Regions from separate parts of the Homo sapiens genome. Here region 1 is linked to region 2. A link is a contact called in ENCODE Hi-C data. All regions are on one chromosome and are shown on one strand. The core of a region is the stretch at or near the end of the contact, and the rest is flanking DNA. Distances in the headings are between cores, read along the strand shown.

Region 1 (2,700 bases), core at 86-2,585, 1.1 Mb before region 2:
GGCTGATCCTGGCATCGTCTCTTTTATTCCAATCTGGGCTCCTCTTTCTTAGCAGTCTAGTCCTTCCTGAGATTATCAATAAAGCAAAGGTGATAACAGCATTGCGATCCTATCTCTACCTTCTAATCTTTTCCTCACTCATACTAACTTATCTCTTCCAGTCCCTCTTTCTGTTTCAAAATGAAATGTGAAACCTCTATGTATTAAACAATGAAACAAGAAAAACCCACAATCAGCTCTCCATACTAAATTATACAGCAAAGGGGCTGATTTAGGAAAGTCTTCCTTGAGTAGGTTAGTTTAACTTTACTCTGATCCAATCTTCAGGAATGTCATTGGCTAAAGAAGTCATTTTAGTCATGGTGCAATCTTATTCCAGACCTAATCCCCACCCAGTGGGATAAGTCAGTTCCTTTTGCCTCATAACATTCTTACTTCATCAAACTAAAATATTTTCTATCCACTTTCGTATACTTATTTTGGAAAGCAATTGAAGCAGAATAGGCACATACCTTCTATATGTTCCTGAAACATGATTGAGTGCTAACAGTTTCAACATTGGGAAGGCAATGTTCCACTTCCTGGAGTGGATACTCAGATTGTCTAGAGGTCAAGCACTGTTTCCTAATCAGGAGACTGTTATGGAAGGAGGGTGGGGGGCATTAACTGAGCCTTGGGCTTCCTCACAGATCAACAGGTGAATCCTGAGCATCCCGTAGAGTCTGGTGTGAGGATACAGCAATGACTAAGACAAGCCTCTTGCTTCAAGGAGCTCATAGACTATCAGAGGAGACACACACTCTTTCTCAATATGTTACTGACTGTAATAGAGTCTACGCAACATGAAAAAACACACACAGGATTGGCTGCATAATTTGCAGGGTCCAGGGCAGAATGAACATATGGGTTTCCTTTTTCATAAATTGTTAAGAATTTTAAAATGTGTTAAATCAAATGCAGGGCCCTTGGGTTACACAAGCATGAAGCAAGCCCTGCATACATAGAAGAGGTAATGGGATCAGGGTATGGGACACTGAAAAGGCTTCAAAAGAAACTTAAAGTGAATGTGGTTCTTGTAGGATGACTAGGAGTTGGCACATGAAGAAGTGGGGAAGGACATTCTGAGCAAGAAAAGAGAGCCTACACAGTAAGAAAGCAGGGTATGTGAGAGCAGGTTGTCAGTCTATGAGGATGACAAAGTGTGTGGCCAGTGTGTAGTGTCTTAGACTGAAGGAGGCCAGGTGACATATCTACAGAAGGAAGTTGAGGTCAGGGTGTCAGAGGCTTAGTGAAATGAAACCACAAAAGAACAAGGCCAACCGTAGTTTAATGATAGTTTCACCACTTCCTGCCTGTGAGCTCATGGGTAAATGACAATATCCCTGAGCTTCAGCTTTTTTTATCTGAAAATTGGGGCATTCTAGTCTTGGCTCAGCCTTTAGCCCACAGCTAATGAAGCTGTGAGACCTTAAATAAGTCACTTTCCCTCTCTGAGCCTCACTTTCTTCAAATGTAAAATGAGAGACAAGGGCTAGATGAGTGGTTTCAAACTGGGCTCTGAGAAAGTGCCTTAGAGGATATGGAGGGGATGGGTGACGACAAGACGAAAGGCCAGCAGATTTCAGCCCTTCTTGCCATCACGCTTACACTAGAGCAACTTCATTTTTATCAGTGTTATATGGGTATGTGTGTGAATATATGTTTATATCAATACATGAACATATGTACATGTATATATGTATATATGATATGTATTACATATAATATATGCTATGTGTATTATAGTATGTATTTATGTGCATATACATGTTATGTTATATGACAAATATATGCTATATTGTAATGTGTATATTACAACACATAAGTACTATGTACATATTTATGCAGAAAAGTGTCTGAATTTTCACATCTGTAAAAATAAGGATATTAATAATCCCTAATTTGTAGGATACTATAAAGATTAAACATCTAAAATACATGTAATATACTTTAAAAAGTGCCAGGCACAGAGTAAGCATTGCTAATTCTTAGCTCTTACTTTTTTTGAGCCAGAAGTTAACCAAGAAGGCAGTCCCTACCTTCCCTAGGTATGGGGAAGACAGCAGTGAACAAAAGACACACACTTTGTGGGTGTGTGGGTGCTCAATGTATTTGCTGAATATATGAATGGACAGGGTCTTCGACTCCTTTGCACTAGTTTCTAGGCTAAGGTTTTTGATACAAAAATAAACAAAACAAACATGGGTACGGCCCTTGTGGGTATTACGCATATAAACTCACAAGTGAGGATCAACTGGAATTGTTGCTAAGTGCTTTACTAGAATTGCAGATTACATCTAGTTTGAAGAAATAGTTTCCACCCTGCTAACAGTTTAACCTGCTCCAGGAACGAATGTTCCTAGCTCCCCAACAAAGTTGTAAATTGTCACATTTTTCTAATATGCGGGGAGCTAGGCAGAGACTGTGGGAATGAGAGATGCCTCATTAGGTAGCAGGATCAACTTTGCTAAGTCTTTGGGCAACTGGAAATAAAAAGTAAGAATGCTTCATTTCTGTGTAAATCACTTTTCCCTAATAGGCTATACTGTCTATATTTATTCTATGGCCACTGTGGGAAGTGAAGGAGGAAAAAGAGATGGGTCCTGTCATCAAGGAACTTATCATTAATTGGAAAAGACAGGATCAAGACACATTGACAAA
Region 2 (2,881 bases), core at 356-2,855:
GTTGCCCAGGCTGGAGTGCAGTGGCACAATGTCAGCTCACCACAACCTCTGCCTCCCAAATTCAAGCAATTCTCCTGCCTCAGCCTCCCAAGTAGCTGGGATTACATGTACCCACCACCATGCCAGCTAATTTTTGTATTTTTCGCAGACATGAGGTTTCTCCATGTCAGCCAGGCTGGTCCTGAACTCCTGATCTCAAGTGATCTGCCCACCTCAGCCTCTCAAAGTGCTGGGATTACAGACGTGAGCCACCGCGCCCGGCTAATGAAAGATATATTGAACAGAATGATATATTAAAGACATGGCAAAATAATCTATAGGATCTTGAATAACATTGTGTAGATTTTCGAAAAGATACAGATATATGCTGATATTTTAAGAGATATACAATGAACTGTTAACAGTTTTTTACCTTTAATAAACTAGAAAGGGTGCCATTAAATATTTTTATTTTTACAAATTTCAACAATGGATATTTGGGTAGTAATATTATTAGCCATAGTGATTTCCTTTCCAATGCTTTTCTGTAAAATTTTTAAAAATTACAGTGTATGGACACAATTGGTTATTCAATGATTCCTATATCATTGGACATTTTAGTTACAATTCTATTTTCACTGATAAAACTGGCACTACAACAATCACCTTTTGCCTACATTTCTGCTCATTTCCTAAGAGTGTGAGAAAATGGTAAAAGCGCAAGAAGATGTTTACCAAGACTGATGCACACTGCCCACCTTCTCTTCAGGATGCTTACTCCAATCATATTCCTGCCAAGAGAACACAGTGCCCACTCTACCAACTACATTCTCCTGGGGACTGGGCATTTTCTTATTATCTTTACTAATATGATTTAAAAAAAGAAAAGAAATCATTATATAAGTTTGAAAACTGTTTCAATTTTATTTACCTTCAAAGAAACAAGTTTTCATGCTATTTCAATAATCAACAAAACAGTCATCTTTTTAAAAAATTAACACTCAAAATCAAAGGACAACCCTGAATATGCATTCCTAAGAACTGGGAATATGCTGCCAAAAATCAATGAAAATGATTATCAGGCCTTACAAAAATACCTTTTACGAAAATTTTAAACAGTTAATAGAAACTAATTGGGTTTTTTTAATCGAATCAAAAAACCTGAAGTATATGAAACTGATGTGGGAAATACAGTCAAAGCTTAGCAGTAATCTCTACCATCCAGGATGGTGTTTTTTCCAAGGGATTACAAAACACGGCCTTTCAAATTCAACAAGGGGCACAAGAGCTACACTGTGTTTCTGAAGATATAAGCAACAGCTCCTTCAAATTCCTTCTCTCAGCAATCTGGTCCACAAAAACCCACTGTTAGTTATTGGCACTTCTTTTCATACTGCCTTCATTTTAGCAAAAAAGTACACCTGAATGCGAGTGAGAAGTCAGTAAAACTATCTAATATCCATCTGCCCAGCCTGCTGTTGACACTTACCCTGCAAACACTGTCCCCACAGACACTGTTTCTCAGCACCTCAGGCCTGAACTCCACCAGTCTTCCCCCAAATTAATATTCAGGGAGTTCCCTGACATAAAAATGACCCACAATGAGTCACTTCCTAAATATGTACTTGGGGAGAGGGACATGGTGCCAGGCGAGTTCTCCCATCACCACCCGCATCCTCACAACCTGTGAGGCACAAGTGAACGCCCTCTTTACAGGTAGGAAAACTAAGCCTCACAGAAACATGTCATTTGCCCCAGGTCACACAACTATTCCACACAGAACGACAATTCCAACACAGTCCCAGGTGATTATGTTGGGTTTTTTACGTGCACTCCTGACAGCCATCAGGACATTTACTAAGCTCTTCAGAAAGAGGTATATACAGTGCATTCCTATCTTTAACATCTACTCTATTTCTTTTCCAACACTCTCCCTTCCTCCCCTTAAAAGTACTACTGGGCATGTTTACTTGATCATGAAATATGTGGGCACAATTCTATATGTGTTCACAACACCTATTAATTCTTGGAGAAAAGAGACTGTAAATGATATATGTACAAAACATTACACATCTCCAATTTATAAATAGATATTAAGTTAATGTTTTGGAACTCAAAATTCATACTGGTGGAAAAAAATAGAAGATGCAGAAGAACCCCAACCCAAACAACAAAGGCCTAATTTAACTCCCTAAAAACCCATGGCTCTCAACCCACAGCATCCACCAGAGTCACAGGAAGATTTCAGAAATGCAAATGTTTGTCCCTTATCCTCAGATATTCTAATCCTACTGATTTTGGTGGGGCCAGGGGTCCATACTTATAATGTTCCACAGAGCTGAGAACATAGACTGAAGTCTGTAAGCGCCACTATACAGAAACTACATGTCTTACTTAGTTTTTTAGCCACAGCACAGGGCCCACCAAATAATAGGTGCTAAAAGTAAATATGTGTCACGAAATGAGGTATCAGAAGCACATATTGTGGCAGATTCTGTCAATGAATCTTTTTCCTTCTTTCTTCCATCTTTTTCTTTCTTCTCCACAGGCAGAGCCCCTTTCCCTAAAAACACCAGTTACTCGCCAGTTACCTTTCCAGCCTTTCTAACAGTTGGCCACAGGACATAAAAGGATGTTTTCAAGTGTGTTTCAAGGAAAGATTTTCCTCGCAAATGGGGGTAGATGAGCCTAGTTCTCACACTGTCTCGCTTCCTGCCCTTGGCAGCAAGATGTCTGAAGTAAGCACAGCTATCAAGACAAGCCTGCCCAGAGACAGTGAATCTGAAGGACAGGAACTGCATGAGACCTCATGAGGTTGCTGAGCTGCTACACCAACCCTAGGAGCACATATCTGACAATCCCTTATGTGAGGTAAGAGCCCTTTTGAGATAAACCACTGTGT

Evidence for each region. Hi-C counts contacts between places; a loop is a spot of excess contacts on that map. Pooled maps may share reads with other maps.
Region 1: a map with no recorded cell type shows a loop between it and region 2 (3-fold over the local background). The contact joins two enhancer-like sites. A Hi-C loop is called at or near these places in 2 of 37 single-sample maps with no recorded cell type and 11 of 50 pooled maps.

What each region holds. Positions count from the first base shown.
Region 1 is chr9:7,975,151-7,977,850 of GRCh38, reverse strand. No RefSeq gene overlaps it. Among named protein-coding and RNA genes, the nearest start is that of DMAC1, 180 kb to the right of the region's middle. RefSeq lists an enhancer at 991-1,100. Within about 2 kb of position 1,335, at least 8 of the 41 ENCODE cell types and tissues checked have a DNase peak (open chromatin) inside an H3K27ac peak, as active enhancers do.
Region 2 is chr9:6,901,340-6,904,220 of GRCh38, reverse strand. The region is part of intron 8 of KDM4C (lysine demethylase 4C); the gene reads right to left. Among named protein-coding and RNA genes, the nearest start is that of KDM4C, 140 kb to the right of the region's middle. Within about 2 kb of position 1,605, at least 2 of the 41 ENCODE cell types and tissues checked have a DNase peak (open chromatin) inside an H3K27ac peak, as active enhancers do.